Regions from separate parts of the Mus musculus genome. Here region 2 is linked to region 1. Evidence: chromatin loops called from intact Hi-C (ENCODE). Cell type or tissue: left cerebral cortex. All regions are shown on one strand.

Evidence for each region. A loop is a pair of places that touch in the nucleus more often than their neighbours do. Peaks named below come from ENCODE experiments on the same cell type or tissue, not always from the same donor. Only the 100,000 strongest peaks of a DNase experiment are listed, where the experiment ranks them.
Region 2: it touches region 1 in a loop (2.3-fold over the local background); 3 of 42 quality-filtered maps call a loop at or near these places.

The regions. Positions count from the first base shown.
Region 1 is chr3:158,897,254-158,902,253 of GRCm38, forward strand. No RefSeq gene overlaps it. Among named protein-coding and RNA genes, the nearest start is that of Gm20752, 180 kb to the right of the region's middle. In left cerebral cortex, no CTCF peak of the experiment used is centred here; DNase peaks (open chromatin) are centred at 2,156, 2,300 and 2,389.
Region 2 is chr3:158,560,094-158,565,093 of GRCm38, forward strand. Lrrc7 (leucine rich repeat containing 7) reads right to left here and starts at 1,668. Exons shown (of 28, transcript NM_001081358.3): 1 at 1,013-1,668. In left cerebral cortex, CTCF peaks have their summits at 137 and 2,106; DNase peaks (open chromatin) are centred at 375, 973, 1,393, 1,723 and 2 more places; H3K4me3 peaks cover 2,781 bases; H3K27ac peaks cover 2,869 bases.

The DNA.
Region 1 (5,000 bases):
CTAGGCACACTGTACTCAGGAATTTATCTACTCATAGCTTATATACAAATATGTACTTCTCATAACTTCCATAGAGGGCTGGTGAGATCAGTGGGTAAATGCCCTTGCAACACTAGCATGGTGATCTGACTTGGAGCCCCAGGACCTATGAAAAGGGTGGAAAAGGGCTAATTCCAAATAGTTGCCTTTTGATTTCCACATGCATATAATAGGATGTAAACCATCACACACACACACACACACACACACACACACACACACACACACACGAATACTCATAGCATGCACATATAATAATAATAAATTTTAAAATTTAAATTACAATAATAAATGCACATAGTTTACAAAATAGTAAGATCCTAGCTGTAATGGAGCACACATTGTCTGTTACTCACATGGAGAATTGGCTTTCCCTCCCTTTCTGCTCAATCTATAAACAGCTGTAATGAATGTGTGCTTATTCTTTCCTACAGAATGCTCTATTGCTAAAATTTTGTAAGCTTTTTAAAGGTTGAATTACAAATATTGGCATCTTATGTTTTGTCACATAACTGTTGTTATCTGTCCTCCATTTTATGATATTCCAATTCTCTACTGTATCTATTATGATTCCTTTTAGTCAAATTTACCAATCTTTCAAATTTAAAATGCTTCTTTCTTTTGAAAAATAAAGCAGCCCAATCCTGGAATCTATTTCTTTTTAATTTTTTTTAATTGATTACATATTTTTCTTTTTAAACATTTCCATTTGGATATTTATTATTTATATTTCAAATGTTATCCCCTGTCCTGAGCCTCCCCCCAGAAATTCCCTATCCCCTCCCCCTGCTTCTATGAGGTTGTTCCCCTACCCACCCACTCATTCCCACCTCCCTGCCCTCAAATCCCCTACACTGGGGCATCCATTCAGCCTTCACTAGACCAAGGGCTTCTCCTCCCATTGATGCCTGACAAGGCCTTCCTCTGCTCCATGGGTGGCTAGAGCTGTTGTTCCCTCCATCCATACTCCTTGGTTGGTGACTTAGTCCCTGGGAGCTCTGGAGGATATGGTTGGTTGATATTGTTGTTCTTTCTATGGGGTTGCAACCCCTTCATCTCCTTCCATCCTTTTTTTAACTCCCCCATTGAGGAACCCATGCTCAATCCAATGGTTGGCTGATAGCATCTGCATTTGTACTTGTCAGGATCTGGCAGAGCTCAAGAGACAGCTATATTAGGCTCCTTTCAGCAAGCACTTCTTGGCATCCACAATAGTGTCTGGGTTTGGTGACTGCATATGGGATGGGTCCCCAGGTGGGGCAATCTTTGTATGGCCTTTCCTTCAGTATTTGCTCTGCACTTTATCTCTATATTTGCTCCCGTGAGTATTTTGTTCTCCTTTCTAAGAAGGGCCGAAGCACCCACATTTTGGTCTTCTTCCTTCTTGACCTTCATGTAGTCTGCAAATTGTATCTTGTAAGTTGCTCAGAAAATTGGACATAGTATTACCCGAGGACCCAAATATGCCACTCCTGGGCACATACCCAAAAGATTCCTCAAACTATAACAAGGATGCATGCTGTACTATGTTCATCCAGCCTTATTTATAATGGCCAGAAACTGGAAAGAACCCATCTGTCCTTCAATAGAGAAATTGATACAGAAAATGTGGTACATTTACACAATTGAGTACTACTCAGCTATTAAAGACAATGGCTTCATGAAATTCTTAGGCAAGTGGATGGAACTAGAAAATATCATCCTGTGTGAGGATACCCAATCACAACAGAACATACATGGTGTGCACTCACTGATAAGTGGATATTAGCCCCAAAGCTCAGAATATCCAATCCTGGAATCATAGTAGCACTCTATCATTGTCCAATGCTTTGCTGTATTAGGCTTGCATCCACTGGAACAACAATTTTCAATTTACATATGAAGAATTTGGGGAGAGATAATTCTTACGCAGGTATGCAGTTAGAATTTGAACTGGAGTCTAGTTTCAGATTTGGTGTGGCATACTGCCCTCTATGATATCATTACAGCAATTGTACTGTGTGGAAATAAGACAGAGCTTGTGTGACTTGCAGGAGGTTGTTATCAAAGCTAAAGACATTAAACAAATTTCAGGATACCTTCTCCCATAGTTCCTCATTTTCCTTAGCTTGCCATTCTTTTCTAGGCCCAAATCCTGGTCTTATAATTCTGTTCCTATAAGCCCAGCTCTCCCTGCTGTGTTTTGAGAGTCCCTTTATTCTCTAATTACTTCTTGAGGGAACTGGCTTTTTGCATAGTCTGTACTTTACCCACAAAGTGAAAATTTATCTCTGAATTATGGATATAGGTTATATTTCTTTGAATTTATTACATGTTCTTATGTCTTAAACTGAATTTCTGTGCAGTTTTCACCTCTTAGAGCCCCATCTGCTGACCTTAAAATATTCTGCATTCAGTTCTATTTATAGCAGACTCTCTTACATTCAGCTTCATGATACAGTTTTTTTCATTGATTGGAATAAACAAGTCAAAATTTTCTTTCATCACCCTCTTTTCATCTTTCTTTGGACATTTTTAGTTCTTTGTCCATTTAATTAAACTCACAGCTGGCAAAATGGCTCAATTAATAAAGGTGTCTGTCTCTAAGCCAATGCCCTGAATTCAGTTCCTAGGTCCAGATGGTAGAATAGAACTGACTTTTGCATGCTATCTTCTGAGTTTCATCCATAGGATGTGGCAAATGAGCACCAAACACATCCATATGTAGGTAAAATGAGTGTAATTCATACTAAGCATGCATACAAATTAAGGACAATAACCACTTTTCTCTGCCATGCTGGTAAGGACATAACTACAGGTAGTCAATGAGAATTGGCCACAAGTTTTTTGAAAATAAATTACTATCTCTCACCCATGTGATATCTTTATGTTTTAGTAAAGCGAACTTAAGTCACTTCTGGATTTTTAGGAATTTCGTGATTCAACCTAAATTTTTTCTAAGTATTACCTTTATGCATAAAAATTATTCTTTCAATTTTGTCAATGTTATCTCCTTTTGCTCAAAATGTGCCTTTTCTCTATTGCCATCTACTGAAATTCTGCTTGTAATTCAAAGTCCAAGTTAGGAAGATAACATCTACCCCTAAATACTCTTCTGACCAGAACTGATCAATTTGGAGCATATATATTTTGAGAGCAATGCTACAACTTAGGTACTAGCTCTGATGCTGATAAGCTGGGAGCCTTCAGACTTGTCTCTTCATTGTATGCTGCCCAAGCATGAGTTATTATGAATGAAACATAGCCTAGTAGAATTGTGAAAACTATTCAAATATCGATATACTATCCCTTTCTTTTATACATGAAATTTGAGGCATTTTTTAAACTACAGTTTCAGACACATATCTCACTCTCATGCCTTCTTTTCATCTATTCACAACAGCCATTGGCTATGTGAGCATCCTTAATCCCTGTTGCAGGCATAAAAACAAAAATCCAGAGGTATCTTAAAGTACACATCATCTTTAGGATTGTGCTCTCTGAATGACCATTTATACCTTAGCAAAAGCATGATTTGTGTACTGACTAGTTTTGTGTCAACTTGACACACGCTGGAGTTATCACAGAGAAAGGAGCTTCAGTTGAGGAAATGCCTCCACAAGATCCAGCTGTAACATTTTCAACAGTTGGTGCTGGCACAACTGGTTGTTATCGTGTAGAAGAATGCGAATCGATCCATACTTATCTCCTTGTACTAAGGTCAAATCTAAGTGGATCAAGGAACTTCACATAAAACCAGAGACACTGAAACTTATAGAGGAGAAAGTGGGGAAAAGCCTTGAAGATATGGGCACAGGGGAAAAATTCCTGAACAGAACAGCAATGGCTTGTGCTGTAAGATCGAGAATTGACAAATGGGACCTAATGAAACTCCAAAGTTTCTGCAAGGCAAAAGACACCGTCAATAAGACAAAAGACCACCAACAAATTGGGAAAGGATCTTTACCTATCCTAAATCAGATAGGGGACTAATATCCAACATATATAAAGAACTCAAGAAGGTGGACTTCAGAAAATCAAATAACCCCATTAAAAAATGGGGCTCAGAACTGAACAAAGAATTCTCACTTGAGGAATACCGAATGGCAGAGAAGCACCTGAAAAAATGTTCGACATCCTTGATCATCAGGGAATTGCAAATCAAAACAACCCTGAGATTCCACCTCACACCAGTCAGAATGGCTAAGATCAAAATTCAGGTGACAGCAGATGCTGGCGTGGATGTGGAGAAAGAGGAACACTCCTCCATTGTTGGTGGGATTGCGGGCTTGTACAGCCACTCTGGAAATCAGTCTGGCGGTTCCTCAGAAAATTGGACATAGTACTACCGGAGGATCCAGCAATACCTCTCCTGGGCATATATCCAGAAGATGCCCCAACTGGTAAGAAGGACACATGCTCCACTATGTTCATAGCAGCCTTATTTATAATAGCCAGAAGATGGAAAGAACCCAGATGCCCCTCAACAGAGGAATAGATACAGAAAATGTGGTACATCTACACAATGGAGTACTACTCAGCTATTAAAAAGAATGAATTTATGAAATTCCTATGCAAATGGATGGACCTGGAGGGCATCATCCTGAGTGAGGTAACACATTCACAAAGGAACTCACACAATATGTACTCACTGATAAGTGGATATTAGCCCCAAACCTAGGATACCCAAGATATAAGATACAATTTGCTAAACACATGAAACTCAAGAAGAATGAAGACTGAAGTGTGGACACTATGCCCCTCCTTAGAATTGGGAACAAAACACCCATGGAAGGAGTTACAGAGACTTTGGAGTTTGGAGCTGAGATGAAAGGATGGACCATGTAGAGACTGCCATATCCAGGGATCCACCCCATAATCAGCATCCAAACGCTGACACCATTGCATATACTAGCAAGATTCTATCGAAAGGACCCAGATGTAGCTGTCTCTTGTGAGACTATGCTGGGGCCTAGCAAACA
Region 2 (5,000 bases), 340 kb before region 1:
CCCTGCCTGGTGAGGTGCCACTTGCTTTGTGCCTTGGTGAGGAGGGGCAACCAGCAAGAAGGGGGTGGGGGGCGGAGGCGGATCTTTTCTCTCCCCAACCCTGATGGCCAAGTAGTGTAATGAAGCAATTTTGCAGCCATCTCGGTTATGAAGTCACTGTTTTTAACGACAATCTGTGCAGCCCCCACCCCCATCCCGCCCCCATCTTGACTCTAAATTTGATGATATAGGAGATCTCTGGTAGCCCAGCTAATTGTCTGCAAGCAGAGTGTCACAGTTACCCCAATATTGGCGGTCTTAGCTCCTTTTTCAAATACAATCCAAGGCATGTCCTGAATCCCAAAAGACCCCGGAGGATGCCAAGGGACCCAGAGCTGTACCAGGAGCAGTGAGATTCCCTAGCTTCTCTCACAGAACACAAAGGAGTTGCCTGGCTTAGAGAGTCAAGCATCTTCTCAGACTCCAAGGAAAGCACTCGCCCCATCCCTTCCCACTTCTTTCTGTCCTTTAGTCTTTCCTTCTTTCCCATCCCATTCTTCTCCCCAAACCCCACCCTTTTCTTTTCACCCTCAGTGACACCCCAATAATTCCTTTATAGACACCAAGACAGTAATACACCTTTCAAGATAAAGCACAAGTGTGTGCTGCCACAAGTGTGTGTGTGTGTGTGTGTGTGTGTATCACACTTGCTCCATCCCTCACACACCACGGGGAAAGCAGACTGGATACCCCAGGATCAAAAAAAAAAAAAAAATGCAGAAAGCCATATCTCTCAGGACTCCGTGGTCCCAGCATCAGTTCCCCGCACTCGCTCCTCACCTTTCCTTTTCGCAATATGTAACCCTTTAGAGTCCCTTGACCATCCAAAGCGCCGGGCTCCTAAGCACTTGTCCAGCTATCGCTGGATTCCACAGACCGGCAACCGCCCCAACGCTGAGGCACCCGGGCCACCTGAGCCTCCCAGATCCCCACTCCTGGACCGTGGGCAGAGGTCCCCCAATGCCCTACTCACATCGCCGGAAGCAGAAACTACCCATGAGGGTCCAAGGAGTGAAGGCCTTGCAGCTGCTGAGGGTTACTCCTTAAAGTGCTCTGGGGTCCGCAGTGAAGCCAGTAGGGGAGTCCTCCGAAGCAAAGGCAGAGGGGACTCCAGGCAGATGCGGTGTCAGACCATGGTGCCACTGCCCTTCAGGTGCAGGAGAGGAGAGGCGCCCCTGGGGAGCCGGGAGCCCGCCCGGAGCACCACTGCGGCCAGTCCCCGGCCTCCGCCCGCCCAGAGCGCCGCGCTAGCGACCGTAGCAGCAGCAGTGGCGGCGGCGGCGGCGGAGGCGCAGCTCCCTCCCCGCCCCCAGAAGGCTCCACAGACAATAAATCCTGGGTGGAGAAGAGAAAGGCAGCGCGGGCGAATCGTGTACCCAACTCGGCTGCTGCCCCGGCTGGCCGCGACGCCTCTGAAGAGGCGAGGGACCCCGTGGCCCGGGGCGCAGCAAGCACTGGCTGGGCTCTTGCGCTCCCGCAGTTGCGGGTGGCGGCGGGGGTCCTGGGTGGGCGGCTGCAGGTCGCGCTTGCCCAGAGGCTGGGTGGCCGTGGCTTGGAGCCCAGGGTTGGCCCGGAACGGGGTCCTCCGTGGTGCCGCGGCTTGGCGCACAGGTGCCAGGATTGGCAGACGAGGCGCTGCTCCTGGCTCGCGCCTGTGACTCCCCACTCTCCCCGCCCCCTCTCTTTCCTCCCACCCCCTTTTCCGACGACACCAGCTGCAGCTGCTTCAAAGTGTGAAAAATGTCAAGGAGATTTTCCAGGGCTCAGAGAGGATGACCACCACCTTGCCAGACCTCAGCCATTCTTGGACTACCTTGCTTGCCCCTTATGACCTCTACTTGGACTCCCTGCAATTTGGAGGAGCAAGATCTCAGTCCCGCGGAGAAATGAGATGTTCTAGCTTTCTCTGGTTCCGTTACCACCCGCAGCTTTTAGACAGCCAGTTGAGCTCTCTAGGTCCCTCAGTTGCCTGGAGTACACAAAGCAGGTGTCATCAGGCTCGCACGGGGCAGCGCGGGCTCCCCCGGCGTTCTCCCACCAGCCCGGGGCGCTCCTGCTGGCGGCACGGTGTTCTGCAGCGCCGGGAATCCGCCAGCACCGCGGCTCCAGGCCTGTGCGCTGGGTGCTCCCGCACCAGTTCAGTGACGCTGCGCGTGGCTCCGCAGGCTGCCGCTCCTGCTACCTCAGCAAAGAGACCGCCAGGAGTGCCTCCTCGGGGTTTCCTCCCTGCCTGCGTTGCAGGCTGCAGGTTGCAGGCTGCCCAAGGAAAAGGTCTGCTTCTGAGTCCAGTGGCTTATTCAGTACTACCATAGAGAGTCAATGGCAGCTTTCAAGACCCCTTTCCATTTTGGTCTGAGATTGCTGTTCAGGGGATGTACAAAAAATGAGAAGTGTTTCCCAACTTCCTTTCATTTATTCACAATCCTGCTCCTTCTGCCCCGAACTCAGGAACATTCGCTCCTCCACACATATTCACCGGAAAGCACACACAGAAAAATACAGACATGTACAAAAAGCTTTAAAAAGCATAGTGATGAGACTAGTGCTATATTTAGACCCCCTGCTTTCTAGACGAAACCGAATTCCTTCTATCCCGGGATTCTTCTGTGATTTAGAAGTGATAGGGCTAGGGGCCTCCCCCTTTTCTCTCCAATGCCAGTGGACTGTGACATTCAGATGCTACTTGGAGTTGGGTGAACTCCCAAAAGTGCTGGCATGTATCTTATATCTGGAATACGAAAAGTCTTCAAGGTTAAACATCGAACCCTGCCCCCACCCCAGGCTGCCAGGAATTGTCTAGGAAGAGATTGGAGACTGAGACTTCATCTATAGATAGTCATGGAAGAGGATTACTGCTTTATCTGGAAAAGGTGAAAAGGTTGGTGGCCTCTTAAGGAGACTTCCCTTAATTTACACAAAGAAGAGGAAAGGAGTGCATTTTGGAAAACCACATTTTTAAGAAAAAAAGCATTGTGAAACAGTGTAAAACTTCTTCTGAAAGTGGCAAAGAAATGACAAAATTTGTTGAAAGGACACTTTTTTAAACCTAACTTTTGTTGAACTCTTCCCCCCCCCCCCCCGCAGATTTGTTCTGTGAACATCTCACTGTAAGTTACAATATCTCAGCTGGAGGAGATGCTGTGAAAAAAATTAGATAGGAATTGAAAATCTATTAAAATAGCTCATCACGGCTTATGCCCCATTACAGAAATCCTTTGCAAGGTTCCAGTTCTTTTCAGTACTGCTTACAATGTTCTTTCTCACAGTCTTTCACTTCTTTCCTAAAGCTGTATGTTGGGCCCACCCTTATGAAAAAGACAGAAAAAGCTCCTCTGAGCTTAGAACTGTCTGCATTAGAACTCAGAACTTCTTACTCTAACTTGATGATCCACTCTCCTATCAAAACATTTCAAATTCTATCCAGCGTCACAGTTGGCTACAAGTAACTTCTGGCCTTCATAAACGAAAAGATGCCCTCCCATTAGGTAGGAGAAATTGTTTTTCTTTCCAATGGGAGAAAACTTTTGAAACCGAAAACTAAAATTCAGTGCCACCACAATATCATATTTTAAACCACATGCCTTCTTTCTCCTTTTTCTTTAGATTATAATCTCACTTTGGGCCATAAATATCCAGACAAAAGGCATTTTGTGGTGGAATGTGAATACAGCACTAGAAGTGACAGTGAAGAAGTTTTGGCTACAAGGCCCAGGACACCTCCCCCACCCCCAACTATTATTTATGAACCTTGAAGGAAACTTGGCAACCTTCAGTATTTATACAATGAAGTGTATTGATGATGTCAGTGGTTTCACAGAATTATAGAACTACTGAAATGCAAATGTTCTTTTGTCTTTAAACTCCAACTTTTCCTGTCTCCAACACTACTTCTAACTATATGTAGATGATACTCAGAAAACTTCATGCAGATGCTTGACATCTAAAAATTCACAATTTACAAAGTTAGACCAGAGAGTTTTAAGACTAGCTATTCAATATGCATCTACATATGGTTAGATATTAAGCTATAAAATTTTATGAGGTGCTAATCAAGTTCTTTGACTCATACTATTAAAATCATTGAAATGATAATCTATTCTTAGGATGAGCAGGTCTAAACCTTACTTGAAAATAAAAGGCATGATGATATTAAATTGTTAGGTGCCAAAAACTTTGTGTATAATTCTTTCTTGATGTCTGCAATATTTACCAAGATATTCTCTTTGAGGGATTCTTGATTAAGGTAAAACTACACACACACAGAGGGCAGTGTTTCATTTTTTTTAATTAGATGTTTTCATCATTTACATTTCAAATGCTATCCCCTTTCCTAGTTTCCTCTTTGAAAATCCTCTATACCCTCCCCCCTCCCCCTGCACCCCAACCCACACACTCGCACTTCCTGGCCCTTCCCTTATACTGGGGCATAGAGTCTTCAAAAGATCAAGGGCCTCTCCTCCCATTGATGGTCTACTAGGTCATCCTCTGCTACATATGCAGCTAGAGGCATGAGCTCTGGGGGTACTGGTTAGCACATATTGTTATTCCTCCTACAGGGCTGCAGACTCCTTCAGTTCCTTGGGTATTTCTCTAGCTCCTTCATTGGGGACCCTGTGTTCCATCCAATAGATGACTGTAAGCATCTACTTTTGTATTTGCCAGGCACTGGCATAGCCTCACAGGAGGCAGCTATCAAGGTCTTGTCAGCAAAATCTTGTTGGTATATGCAATAGTGTCTGGGTTTGGTGGTTGTTTATGGGATGGATCCCTGAGTGGGGCAGCAGTCCCTGGATGGTCCTTTCTTCCGTCTTAGCTCTAAACTTTGTCTCTGTAACTCCTTCCATGGGTATTTTGTTCCCCATTCTAAGAAGGAACGAAGTATCCACACTTTGGTCTTCCTTCTTCTTGAGTTTCATGTGTTTTGCAAATTGTATCTCGGGTATTTTAAGTTTCTTGACTAA